2 separate regions of the Mus musculus genome follow, and region 1 is linked to region 2. The links are chromatin contacts, found by Hi-C in ENCODE. All regions are on one chromosome and are shown on one strand. The core of a region is the stretch at or near the end of the contact, and the rest is flanking DNA. Distances in the headings are between cores, read along the strand shown. Region 1 holds the start of Defb12 (defensin beta 12). Region 2 holds the start of Agpat5 (1-acylglycerol-3-phosphate O-acyltransferase 5 (lysophosphatidic acid acyltransferase, epsilon)).

Region 1 (7,552 bases), core at 1,983-4,482, 270 kb before region 2:
AAAGAGACCTCCTTATGTTTTGCTGCCTGTTAAAATTAGGAAATGATCCTTAGTTTAAAAAATCCGGAAATACAAACTTGGAAAAGGTCAAATGAGCAATTTTTAGATTTACTGCTTTAGTTGCAATTTTAACTTCAATATCTACCACAGCTTTAGATCAACAGCTGCATACTGATCATTTTGTTAATGATATGCATAAAATATTAGCAACTTATTGTAAGATAAAAAATTAGAGGCAAAGGTTAATATCTTAGAAGTAGTGGTCTACAATAAGACAGGATATAACATATTAAGGCTACAAAGACAGAAATTTCAGGTATTAGAAGAATGTTGTCTTTACTTTGACAAGACTGGCTTAGTTCAAGATAATATAGAGAAAGTTAGAGCTAGTTTAAAAGAGAGAAAACAACAAAGAGAAACAAGAATTTTGGTATAAAAATTGGTTTTCTACTTCTCCTTGGGTCACTACCTTGCTTCCCACACTCTTGGGACCTTTCTTGGGTGTTCTGCTGCTTTTGTCTTTTGGCCCCTGGGCCTTTAAAAAATTAACCAGTTTTGTTAAGTTGCAGATTGAAGCTGCTTTAAGTAAGCAGGTTGCAGTCCACTACCATCAGCTAGATATCCGGGACTCAGATGAAGAAGATCCTCCTCCCACCGAGGCAAAAACAAAGACTCGTCTCCAATTTTCCACCCTTGCTGCTAATGCAGAGTCCCCTTGGTTCCTTAGGTTTTGGAGACAATAGGGACAAGGAAGGGTGACCTCCAGCTCTTGTCATAGCTTAAGAGCCACAAATTGTGGTATTACAATTGGCATGCTTACAGAGGCCTTACTGAGTCTGAGGTTGATAATTCTCCTACGGGAGCTGCACAAAACTCAGAATTGTGCATGCTGATTCGTAATAAATACAAATCCAGTATGGGCCCAGCATGGGTGCAAACTAAGTATTGCAGGGGAAGGTCCAAATAGACCATTTCTGAGTTCCCTGAGAGGCAAACCCGGTTAGGAAGAGGTTGGTATCTAATTTCAGTTACAATTAATAATTTTTTCAAAGGCTCTGCCTCACCTCCCCAAAAGATACCAAGAGCCACAAGTGTGGGTCTGTGACAGCACCCACGGGAGGAATCGGGTCAATGTCCCCCCAGCCATGGTAATGCCCGCTCATCTAAAGATGAAAAAGATTAGTTGATCACCTCAGTTAAGTGTGGCCTTATTTAATTTAATTCAGAAGGGGGAGATGTCAGAGACCATCCCGTGAGAAAGTGAGCCCTTCACAATCTCCCTAGCAGGCCAAATGGCCTTGTACTGAGAACTGGTTGTCACCCCCCTTTCCTCCCTATTCCTTTCCTGGCACCTGAGGCTGTAAAAGCTGAATTATAGTCCCCTCTCCCCTATCTCTTCCTGAGTTCCCATGCCATCCAAGGACATGAGTTACGCCTGAGCCTAGCCTGACCCCCAAGGCTGTCAAGGAGGATCGATGTTCCAGAGATAAGATCCAGAGTGCCCGCTGCCTGGCGCCTGACTTCAGCCCCCATGTCAGCAGATGCCCACTTCTTTGTTCTTTGTATAATTCTCCCTCGACCCCTCCCATATTCCCCGCGATGTATGCTTTAAAAAGAAGGCACCTCAGCCTAATAAACGAGACCTCGATAGGTACCCTTCCTGGTCTCCTACTTTCTTTCTTTTATTCCCATCTCCTTCCAGGTTCGCGGTCCCCCTCGCACCCACGAATAACTGAATCCCACGGGACGGGATAACCACCAATCAAAGAAAACACATAGTGGGACTCGTGGCTCTAGCTGCATATGTAGCAGAGGATGGCCTAGTTGGTCATCAATGGGAGGAGAGGCCCTAGGTCCTGTGAAGGTTCTATGCCCCAGTATAGGGGAATGCCAGGTCCAGGAATGGGAGTGAGTGGGTTGGGGAGCAAGGGCAGAGGGGAGGGGATAGGGGATTTTTGGAGGGGAAACTGAAACTAGGAAAGAGGATAGCATTTGAAATGTAAATAAAGAAAATAACTAATTAAAAAAAAGGAGTCAGATTGCTATGATCACTTTGCGGAGTGGTTGTTCAATGTTATATAGAAATATAAATGTGATGTTGATGATGATAATCAGACATTCTGATAAACACTTCTATGCCATGTACAATGCACTCAAATGCCCAATGAGGCTGATATTAACAATATAACGCAATTTTAAGGATAAAGAGGCTAAGGTTTCAAAAATTGTTAACCTATCCAAGGCGGTCTACTTAGTAGGTATCTGTCTAACTACATAGTCTACATTTTCATGTATATGTGAGAGAGAATGAGAGGAGGGCACTGAGAATTGAATGTAGGCTGTGTGTGTGGCAGGCAAACACTTTTCTACTGAGCTACATCCCAGCCCCTTTTTACTTATTTTAGATTCAAGTATCACCAAATTGCACAGGCTGCCTTTGAATTCACTGACCTCACTATGTAGCCCAAACAGGCCTTTAGCTTGTGATGCTTCTGCCTCAGTCTCTGGAGTAGCTGAGTTACAAGTCTGTGACACCAAGCCTGCCTTTGTCTCCAAGACTGAAAACCAGAACATCATGTAACTATAAGCATCAAGGTGGCAATAAGCAGGACACAGTTTGGGAGTTGACATGAATATTCCTTTTGATGCCCATGGTTTTCATTATTAAAGGATATTGTGATTATAACTGGTCTGTGATGAGATGTCTGACAGGCACAGGATTCAAAGCTACCATAGCAAAAGGTCAGTTACTCCTCACGTTCTGCTGAACAATTTATAAATCCAGCTGTGAGAATGAGGAGAGTCAGTGTGCACATCTGTGGATGGCCTTCCAGTCCCCACAATAGCTCTGGAAGCACTGAGAGCATTCAAAGTGCTCCTGAGTTGAAATCATACTGGATCCCCAGGACAAGCTACAAAGGCAATACTTGTGCTTTGTTCCTTGAGAAGTCATGGAGACCTATCAGGATTCTCTCCCTTAGATTCCTGCAGTAGAAGTGGGCACAGCCCTGAATTCTCCAAGTCTTGAACCAATGTCCACTCCATTCTACAAGCTGGTTAGGCATGGAGAAGTAAGGCTTTGCAGGCTCAAGGTTATTACCCACTGCCCCAGCTCTTGATCCTGGCAAATGGAGCATGTAATCGTGCTTTCTTCATTGATTCACTTCACTGACCTAGAACATAGCCCACTACTTTCCAATATAAATGTTTTCTTGTCTCCTCAAAGAAACCCCGATTCTCTGTGATGAAGAATCTCCCCTCAAACATGGCTCTGAGCAGAGAGGTGTTCTATTTTGGTTTTGCTTTGTTCTTCATTGTAGTTGAACTGCCATCAGGTAAATCAAAGTTGATGGGATTTTGATGGGGGGGGGGGTGCAGTGGGTAGATCATGAAACCCAATGACTCTTTCATGCACCACCCTGAAACTGAGAGTAACTCTCCTCTCCCCAGAGATTTCTTGGATCTCCACTCATGTTTCCTAAGAGCCAGATGAACAGAGCTTTAATTTACATTGTATTGTTTAGTACACTGGTCTTTCTGGCTTCCAGGAGTGCTGGTCTTGAGAAACCCAATAAATAACAGCAACCATAACATCAGTAGTCCCTCGAAAGCCATGTAACATGTAGGAGAAATTTTATAAAGTGTTGTTTCTTGCTTTAATATTCTTTTCTAAAATGCATTTTGTTTTAAATTTAGGGTCCTGGGCAGGACTTGAGTATTCCCAGTCATTTCCAGGAGGTAAATTACATCTTTATCTGTATTTTCTCCTTCTCCTAACTTGAACGAGGTCTGCTTGAGGGCATCTGCCAGATGAGGAAGATCACATAGAATGGTGCAGATGAGGCGCCACCCTCATTAGAGATTGTTTATAACGGTTAGTTGAAAGCTTTGGGTGTGCACCAGAGGTTCTCTTACATGGGAAGACAGCACAATGCAAACAAAATTCAAAGAAATATTGAAATATCCTTGGAGGGCTGAAGAAGTGACTAAAAGTTAAAGGTTAAAAGTGCTTGCTGTGCAACTATGAGGACCCAAGTCTGGACTCCAGCACACACCAGTGTTGCTTGAGCCTGTGACCCCAGGACAATGGTTGCAGAGCTAGGAGGTTCAAGGGCAGAGCTAGGTGGGTCACTGGGATCCATAACAGCTAGGAAAAATGAGCTAAGGGTCAAAGAGAGGCCCTGCTTCAAAGCTGACAGTGACAGAAGAAGATGTTCAAAGCCTTTTTCTTGATGTTTTGTGTGCACATACATGGGTGCATGAACCTGCACACACATGCATGTGTCCAACACAATACACCTCTCTCTTTTTCTCACACATACACACATCAGCATAATGATGATAATAAAAATATATAAGTAACTAAGTAGCATGAGAACTATGGAACTCATGAAGAATTAATTTCTCCAACCCTTAACAAATACACATAGATTGTGCCACTTAATTATTAAAGCACCATTAGAAGTAAATATCATACAAACATTATCATAGAATCATTTCACCACTCAGCAAATTAAAAATGTGCACAGGTATTTCTATTATATCCCCCAGTGAAGGGGGCTAGGTATATTAAGCAGCTGGTACTAGAGCCAAACAAGTATTGAGATTAAATTCTTCATTCCAGCTTCGAGGATTTGAAAGCAAAGGCTAACTAGTAAATTTTCAACAGTGCAGACATGCATTTTAAAAGTTCTGAAGAATAGATGTTGCTGTCACTTGCATCAGACCTGTGAAAGACAATAAACACCTGGGGGACACGGGTGATGGTTACCTGTTGTGTTTAACTCTTTTCAGCTCCACACTGTCTGTGGTAATCAGATGCTATGGGGTAGTGCTCTTCTTACAGTGTGAGTGTGTGAGTGTGTGTGTGTGCATGTCTGTGTGTGTTTATGTCTGTGTGTGTTCATTCATGTGTAAAAGCCAGAGGTCAAACTTATAAATGTCATTCCTCAGAAGCCATTCATTCACCTTGTTTTGTGAGACAGAATCTACCACAAACTCGGCTAGGCTGACCACTGAGAGTCAGCTGTCCCTGCTTCCCCAGCTGAGGACCGTGAGTGACACAAGTGCCTGGCTTTTTACCTGGGCACGGAGGATCAGACTCAGGGTCCCATGCTGACCCAAGAAACACTTTGCCAACTGAGCTATCCCCAACATCTCTGGTCTAATTCTAAAAAACACTGCTGGCCATACACGCAAACCCTGCCTGTCAGGAGGCCTTAGATATTCTTCCCATTCCCACAAGGTTCCAACAACCATCTCAGCAGCTCTTTCCTGGCACAGGGGAGATTGCTGTGTGCGAGACATGCAGGCTCGGCCGGGGAAAATGCAGGAGAACATGCATAGAGAGTGAGAAGATTGCGGGCTGGTGCAAGCTGAACTTCTTCTGCTGTCGAGAGAGGATCTGAACCCAACGACCAATGGTCTTTGGACCTTGCAAGTCGTGCTGAATGGATGGTCAAGGAGAGAACATCTGTGGCTTCCCAGGCCACAATCAGCGCTGCTCAGGCCCGTCTCACCTCAGTCTGTCTCTGTGCTTCATTTGAATTTTAAGACGACCAAAATCAAAACAGCAATGAATGCCTTCTACACAAGCAGACACAACTGCACAACTCCAGAACACTCATAACTTATAACTGTTCTTTCCAGAATTGTCTCATAGGGCTCAGGGTCACCTGAGAGTGTGACTATCATCCTTATTTGTATTTGATACAGGTATTTTATTTGTATTGTCGTCTGTAGTACAGCAAACCTGGGAGACAAGGGACAGTGTGGGCATCACTACCTCTTTCTGTGTCTCTAACATACTAATTATTATGGGATTAATAGACAAACGAAAGTGCTATGCTCCTCTATGTTGACAGCTTTGTAGTTCTATAGACTACAAGAAAAAATGCATTCCTTTGATTCTTGATGAGGTGATGTATTATTATCCACAGATTATAAAAATTATGATATATATTTTTAAAAAAACCCTCATTTACTCTAGTAATGCCGGTGCTTCTGAAACACATTGTCCTTGCCTGCAAGAAGAAATGGTTAGCTATTAATTAAAATGTCTATTTACATAGGATATCTGCAGATGAAAAAACTGTAACTTTGCCTTGTGAAATAAAATTTGCAGCTTCAAAAACTAAATGTCAAAACTAACAGTCATGGGGCTCACACTTGATCAGTTTTATGGGTACACATGAACCTGACCAGTATTCTGCCAAGAGTTATCTAGTACCTAGGATCTTCTCTTACTCTTTTCCTTCTAACTATGCAACGTCAGCACTGGTCTATCCTATTTCCATCCACCAGGGTTCCTGAGTTTTGGCTGAGTTTACTCAATTCAATCTGCTAGGAAAATGGCAGATAGCAATAGAAACAGGGCTATTTGCCCACCAGAGGCTTCATTTCCCATGTTAAAGCTACTGCTTTTCTCTCAGCTCTCGCCTGGCTCCCCCACGGCAGGTGTAGCTTCTAATAGGCAGAGCCTGGGATACAGGATAGAGGGCAACAAGATGTGTGTTTTATAGAGGTCACAAAAAGTACACATGGGTTCATTGACTCAAAGGCATCCTTAGAGGAAAACAGCTAAGGATGTGGTCTGTTAGGAAAGAACATAGCATAAAGGGGTTTTAGTATCAAGTTCTGGGAATGAGATGAATGTATAAGAAGACAATAACAAAGACTTTCAACCCCTTGGGAAACTGCTCACTGCTTTGGAGAGCACAGCAGCCTTGTGAGAACACACAAAGGCCTCTCTACAGAACACACACACCTTAAGATACAATTGTTACCCGTGTGCTGTATGAGAACACACTGAGAAGTTAGCAGCTTGACATGGCACACACTACCTCAAACTCTCTTAGGTCAGAAGTCTGGGTCTGGTGTAGGTGGTTACTCTGCTCACAGTCTCACAAGACTGACAATAAAGCATCCACTCGAGCTGCAGTGCCATCAGAGGCAAAAGGTCTTCCAGACACAGTCAGGGGCCAACCTCAGCAGGTGTAGCAAGGGCAGACCACTTAGCATCCCCTGCTCACAGCTGCCTTTGTCCACGGCAATCTCATCCTTCAAGACCAGCAAGAGAACCCCTCACTTTAGAACTTCCCAACTTACTTGTACATCAAAATGAGCTGAAGAACTGAGGCTGTGGCTCCAATTTACTATTGAAAGTAAGTTGGTACTACCATTGAAGAATTGGGTAGAAATTACAACAATAATAATCATCTCAAAGGCAATTGCTTATAACTAGTATATATTTATGTATGTATGTGTGTGTTAGACATATGCATATGTATATACAGCAAATGCCAAAACTCATATGAGTTCTACTTTACTGATTATTACATTAAGGGGAAATCAATTAACCATCCCAATTAGAGACTGGCAGAATGTGGTTTTAAAAGATTAAGATTTCAGTTGTATAGTTTAAAAACTTTTCATTCAAAGAAACATTGGAAGCAAGTGGTAGACAAACAGCTTGTAACACAGACTTTGGCAAAAACAAAAGGCCTGTTATTGGAGACAAGGTTGTTTTATGACTGAAGTATCAATCCAAGAG
Region 2 (6,969 bases), core at 780-3,279:
GGCGGTACATGCCTTTAGTCCTAACACTCTGGAGACAGAGGCAGGCAGATCTCTGTGAACTTGAGGCCTGTGAGGTCTACATAGAGTTCCTGCCCACCAAGACTACAGTGTGAGATCCTGGTTTGCTTCTTTTTTTTTTAGAGCTCATTATTGGAAAGAATAGAAGAACTCATTTTTTTCCTTCTCTTCTCCTTAATCTTAGTTTTAAGGCGTTAACTTAAAAGCCCTAAAATCACTTAGAAAACAGCTGCTGTAGCCTGGGTGGGGGGTAATAAGGTTTGCACTTGACTCCCCTCAAGTGCGTGTCCTCTCTCCCAATCAATAAACTCACTAACTTTGCTTCATTCTGACTCATCCTAACGTCTCTGCAGCAAGAATATAGGTGGCACTTGAGTAGAGGTCCCTGAGCGTCTGAGGGGTACTTGTCATGTGCAAGGTCAGCAACTTTAAGTTGTGCTCCCCGCTGTCTTGTCCCTTCTGCTAGTGAAATTAAATACTTATCCACGATTAGACCATACATTCACTTGACAAACTTAGTAAAGTAAGAGGGAGGTTTGAAACCATCAGTGTGGGGGTTCCTAAAAATTCTGAATGAAATCCTATTCTAAAAGTCAATTTTTCAGAAACCTTGATGTGCAACAGTGATTTTCCTATTCCCTAGGAAAACATTTAAAAAGATAGTGATTCAGAGAGGTCTTAATTCCCTACCTCAGACATAATCTCCAACTGGCGCAAAACTCAGTAAGGGATCCAGTCGCCAAAGTACCCCCCTAACACAGAATGAAAAGAACTGAGAAATGGGGGGGAAAGTCATAGATACATCTGGGAGAACCCAAACAGAGCTCTTCTTTGAAACTGAAAACCAAAAAGGAAGTACAACTGTAGGTTTTTATGGGATGTCATATAACGAATTCACATTAGGAGAGCTTTCTACTCTTTATTGTTTTCAGAGTTCAATCTCCACGGGGCGGGGGGGGGGGAGGGAGGGGTGGAAAGAAAGAAAGAAACAGTAGCAGGAAGAAAGCAATCTGACAAGAGATCAGCCCACATTGAAGCCCAGTCCAAGCTGAAGAGAACTGTATCGACAGTGAGGCTCCTATTGTAACCAATGTATTCATTTCCTCCCTAGGCCCTCGCTTTCACCCGGGAGGAACCCAAGGCAGGAGTCGTCCTTCACAGCTGTCACTTTGGTCAGCGCCTAGAGGTCTTGCTAATCTAAAAGACCTCGGAAGTGCAAATGAAGCCAGTCCCAGCATCACCACCTCGGACTCAGTGCCCTACTTTGGCAGGCACTGAGATGGGCAGTAACAGCCGGCCCGGGGCGGGGGTGGGGCGGACCCGGGAACACACTCAGCCTCAGCAGGACGTTCCAGAAGGAACCCCGAAGTGAGAACCAGAAACTTCCCCCCGCGGCGGGAGGCCGTGAGCTGCGGCACGTGCTCGCCGGGCTGCGAGTGTTCGCCCGGGTTGCAAGCGCCGCCCCGGCCGCGGGGAGGGCTCGCACGCAGCCCTGCGCGGCCGCGCCTCACCTGGACCCCGGTGTAGTTCTCGAAGAAGAAGAGCACCATGTTCTGGTAGACGCAGTAAAGCCGGTCGTCCACGCGCTGGTACAGGCGGGCGGGCATCAGCGCGGAGAGCACCCGCCACAGCGTCCAGGCCAGCAGGTAGGTGGGCGCCGAGCCCAGCAACAGGACGCTGGGGAGCAGGTAGCGCATAGAGTACGTGTGGAGCACCAGGGACAGCAGCATCCTCTCGGCTCGCCAGCCGCGACTCCGCCTGCGTTGCCCGCGCGGCCACCAGGACCTCAGCCACCGCCGGCCGCCCGCCAATCACTGCGCGGGGCCGGCCGCGCCGCCGCCCTCCGCCCTGGCTCCGCCCCCAGCATGGGCCGCGGGGGCCCGGGACCCGGCGGGGACAGTGACGGCCTCTGCTCGCCGCCTTGGAAAGGGCACGCCTCGGCTTGCCGGGCGCACTCGCCTCGGGGTGCTCGCTTTGCTCCGCGCGACCCGTGCTTGTCAGCGGGGAGGCGGGGTGAAGCAAGGCTCCCGGGTAATAAGGCGCCTCCTGATTGGCCGACTTATGGGCGTAATACGTGTTCTGATTGGCTCGGTCCCTTGGCCTCGTCACGACGCATGCTCGACTGCGAATGCTGGCTGGGGATGAGCCCGGGAAGAAGTGAGGTGGTGGGTTTTGGCCTGTGCTGGCGTGCGAGAGCTGCGTGGAGACACGAGGATGCTTCCTGCAAGACACGCGTGAGCCGACTAAGTCGTGGAGCACAGGAGGAGCTCGATGCCGCAGGTTATGGACAACTGCAGCGTCTTCGCGTGCCGGAGGGCCACCCGTGCCCCCACGTGCATAGGAAGCACACCTTCCCTCCTCTTGGCTGTTGCAGAATGAGGCTGGGTCCGTCTCCTGTACCCTTGGTTCACCTTTCACGGGACTGTCACCTCCTTGTATTAAATCTTTCAAAGCCTTAACTTTTGCCCTTTAATAACCTCTTGCTCTTTAACTTGTTTCTACTGTGCGTTTTCCTAATATCCTACATTTCTTCTTTTCAATGTGTAGGAAAGTATTTCCCTATACATGTAGGATCCATAAGTTCTCTTCCCTCCAGAAAACTAGAATAGTTAAGTAACAGCAAAAACTTATCCAGGGGCCCAGGTCCTTTCACTGCCCTAACTAGTGGAGACCAGATAATTCTATACAAGAAGGTATAGAAGGAAACAGGTCAGTGCGCACGCTCAGATCTGTATAAAGTACGTTTTAAATATGTGGGTGTGTGTGTGTGTGTTGGTTTCTCTAAGTGACCCTAAGGTCACTTATTCTGCCCCTAGTTTTCTCCCTTTCCACACCACTGACGCCTGTGTCTCTGCTTCCTTGCCTTGGATTTCCCTTCATCTTTTGCCCCATGTTTCTTTCCCATCACCTCTGAGATGCGCTTCATAAGGCATACAGGTGACTCCTGTCATTAGCACACTATGTCAGATGGACGTGCTTAGGAGTTTACACGATATCAGAATGTATTGAATGACAATAAATTTCACTAAGTACAGTGGCTTCGCTGGCACCAGAGAGGCCCACTTTACTCTGTAGCCCTTGCTAAGGGAAACACAGGTTCTTTTATTGCAGTCTTAATTACTAATATTAACTCTCAGATCACACATACATCACTCTGTAAGTATATCTCTGTTTACATATGCATATATAGGTTACAGTGACTACAAAGAGTTAGAAAGAAGAAAGGAGTTTTAAAAGCCTTGGGAAGCCAGTGCTGGAGAACTGACAGGGCTATAAGAGTGTCTGTCACGATAACATGAACCACAAACCCAGCTTTAGGGGAAAAGCAGCTGTTGGTGGGTCACAGATATGACAAACTGTCCAGTTTAATGAAGATGCAGAGGTAAAAGGGCAGGCAAAGGAACTGTCAAGACAATTCACTGTCAGTTCAGCAGACCAGTCCAGACAAAGGAATTGTTTGACAGATAGACTGTAGATTCAGATTGGCAAACAAGAGTTCAGGAAGACAGGAATTGAGGTACACATCAAAAAAGAAGGGACTGAGCCAACCTGAAGGTCTCTGGAAATTCAGGGGTTCTCTCTCTGTTGGCCTATGACATTCTGCAAATAGTCAGATGATCCATTTGTGGGAGCATTTACTTGACAATGTTAAGAGTCAACTTTTGTCAACAGAAAAACAAGGTACCTGAGGGCCCCCTCTCCTTTCCCAACCATAAAGTTTCAATTTTCTAGGAATGTCTGTAGAAATTACATTTGTAAGGAAAGGACATGTGGCTTTTCCCTTATCAGATTATAACCCTGTCTAAAACGTCTCTGGGGCCACCTCATGTTTTATCAGAAGAGAGGAGACAGTAAGATGGTTCTGAACATCTGTACTCAGGATTGACAAACCTTAGTGATTACAGAGCCCATGTGGTGGAAGGAGAAAGTGAATTGGAGATTGTCCTGTGACCTCTACAGGTGTCCATGGCATGCACCCATACACACAGATAGCTGTAAAACTAGACAAATAGGAAGGTGTTCTGGTGACTCTTAGATGCACAATCTGAGAACCACTATAGCTTATCTGGATAATACTAACAATGTGAGCCTGTGTGTTTTTTTTAACCAAAAAAAAAAAAAAAAAAACAAAAACCCTTTATGCTTAAGCTTACATTAAAATACCTGTAATAAAATTCCCAGCTATGTTTCACTATAAATTCTTTTCAACATCAAATCCACTAATCCTGGTTTAGCCCGAGCTGAAGTCCCTAAAATCCAGGGGAACTCCTCTGGCTGCCGAGGATGACAGTGTGATAGTCTTCAGGAACAAAAACCAAGGTGAGGCTTGAAGATGATAAAATCTAGAGATCTTGATCAGTTTTTTTTCCCCCTTAAGGCACCAGAGAAATCTCAAACACCTCACAGACAGAATCAGCAGTTGAAGAAAGGTGTTTATTAGGGATTGAGGAAACACATGGGAGACAGCAGATGTACAGAAAGAAAAAGAAAGAAATACACTGCAGAGCAGAGACTCGGCCAAAAACATCCAGTGTCTTTTCAAAGGCTGAATGTTCTAAGCCTCTGAAGAGTCTTCCTCCCCTAATTAATTAATTAATTAGGGTTGGTCAGTTTGAAGAAATATAGGACAGGAGATTGGCTCAGACTGTTGTCTGACAAGTCTTCATCAAGCTTTGAACTGGTTGAACCAGTCCATCAGCAGGGGGCCCGCTGGTGGGGAGACAAAAGTCAACAAGACCTTTGTTTTAATCTGCCAAGCTATTGTCTCAAGTCTGGAGGACCTGGAAGAAGCCATCCATCTTCCAATATTCTCCACCTTTAATCCCTAGTCTTTGGCCCTTTCCCCGCCCACCTACCAGGGAGTTTATCTAACTCAGTTTTTCAAGTGAGGAGCTGTGTCTGCTTCCCCATTACTAACCGGGTAACTGTATTTGTTAATGTGAGAATAACACCTTCCTGTTATCATTGAGGAGCAGAGTATTTCAAAATGTACCCAAGGAGGAAACTCAAGAACAATTAGAGTTGGAGAGAAAAAATGTAGGCAAACCGAAGATGATTTCTGGATTAGGGGGGTCAAGAAAACCCCAGGCTTTTAGCAAATGAAATACAAGGGAATGTTACAGTTTCCAGTGGCAGGTTGAGGGAAGGGTTTGTGAGGCCTAAGTACTTGTCATATGAGGTGCTTCATGGTCCGTCTGTCTTCAGGATGTCTTCCCAAGAATTGTCTAGTTATCACAGGAGGTCTCGAGCTTTTTCCTGGCCAAGGGGAGCTCCTGCTGTCTTTGTCAAATATGTTATCAACCATGGACCCTTTGTGAAGGGGTTTAGTGACCACCAACCATGCTGTTGTCATTACCTCACTTTCACGTCTAGGTCCCAAATGGGTCTCCAGACCTGGAAGGCACCTGCTGTCAGTATGAAAAAGGATGTAGATAGAGCATGCCACATGGACTAGAGGAAGCTCACACACAGCTTTATGCACTATGTCCCCAATGGATCTGGGACACAGGTAACTGCCAGTGGCCTTTTTGGTCCCCCTTCTCACTTCTTAGCATCCCTTATCACCAACACTTGTCATCACAACCTTTGGGGCTTTCCAATGTTGTATAATGAAATGTTTCAACATTCAATTGCCTAACTCAGTGAATAGTTTCTAAATATCCCAAGCCTAGAGGGTACATGGTTCTTATATTTGTAAGTGTAACAATATGAAAACTACCTCATTCTGAAGAAGCTCTGAGCCTCTGACTTCTTGGTGTAATATGGAAGGCGTTATTTGAAAAGGACACTAAACTGCTCACCTTTACTCTACACATCTAAATGAGGCCAGATTTTTTTTTTTTTTTTGACTTCAACCAGCTGATGCAAAATACACAGCCCTCTCTGCAAAATTAGTAACAGCTCATTTGTTCTGGTGCCAAATCCAAGTGGCCATGGCAGGGGACACAGATTTGGGTTACCACCAAATACCAACATGGTAACAGTTTCCTGTTTTTACAGTAACTCAACCAAAAGTGATCAGTCAAGTTGCTTTTCAGATACGTTGGTTGATGCATCAAGTAGTCAGGCTACTGGGAGGTAGATAAGTCTCTGCCATAAGGCTCCAGGTGTTATCTGATGACATTCTTAGGCTTTGCAGTATGGTAGCTGTAAGCCTTGTTTGTAGATTGCAAAAGCATTGACCTAATATAAGGATGTTAAGTCACTCACAGAGATGAGCAGTAAATGGCTGTTTAGAGAGCTAAGGATAGTTCAAGATAATCAGGCTCCTGATCTGCAGCATTCCGTTCTCCACAGTTCAGATAAGGTCTAATCAGTCTATCGGCCCAGTAGGATGCTTAATGTAAGTGTGTTCACCTCCCAGTCTCAGCTCACAAACCAAACATCAACTCGGCCGCAGGCTAACTACAGTGATAGATATGGACACACAGTGTCTTTTATTTACACCTGACAACAAGGAGATAGGCAGGAATAAAAACAAACAAGACTATTCTTCTTACTAACTTATTGTTGTTTAAAAATATGTGTTTTAATATATAAAAGCTATTTAAATTTTAAATGATTTATTAGTATTTCTAAAGGAATCAATAAATGGCATGATGGAAGAAGCCATTTTGGAGGTTGTCTTCTTTTAAGGGACTCTCACTGTGGTTCCCAGGCCGGGCTCACGCTCAAATAGTGCCCCAGGCATGGGCTAGTGTGTCTGGATCAGGAAGTCTTTTGTTTGTTTGTTTGATTGGGTTTTTTTTTTTTTTTTTAATGAAGTTGGCATCAAAAACTCAAGACAAAGGGTAGACACAAGAAACCTTTGATGCAGTTCTCAAGTCTATAGTTCCTGGCAGGACCCTAACAACACAAGGAACAAGGCTACTACATCAAGTCAACTATGGAACCCACCCAGCTACAGAAACAAAAACAACAAGGTTGACTATGGTATTTGTTAACTTTGTA

What was found. A loop is a pair of places that touch in the nucleus more often than their neighbours do.
Region 1: a map of regulatory T cell shows a loop between it and region 2 (16-fold over the local background). The contact joins the promoter of Defb12 here to the promoter of Agpat5 in region 2. A Hi-C loop is called at or near these places in 3 of 37 maps with a recorded cell type or tissue (T-helper 1 cell, T-helper 17 cell and regulatory T cell).

What each region holds. Positions count from the first base shown.
Region 1 is chr8:19,110,513-19,118,064 of GRCm38, reverse strand. Defb12 (defensin beta 12) reads left to right here and starts at 3,232. Exons shown (of 3, transcript NM_152802.3): 1 at 3,232-3,335; 2 at 3,697-3,738; 3 at 5,284-6,134. The coding sequence starts at 3,245. The coding sequence ends at 5,408.
Region 2 is chr8:18,841,339-18,848,307 of GRCm38, reverse strand. It overlaps Agpat5 (1-acylglycerol-3-phosphate O-acyltransferase 5 (lysophosphatidic acid acyltransferase, epsilon)), which reads right to left and starts at 2,029. Exons shown (of 8, transcript NM_026792.3): 1 at 1,530-2,029. The coding sequence starts at 1,748.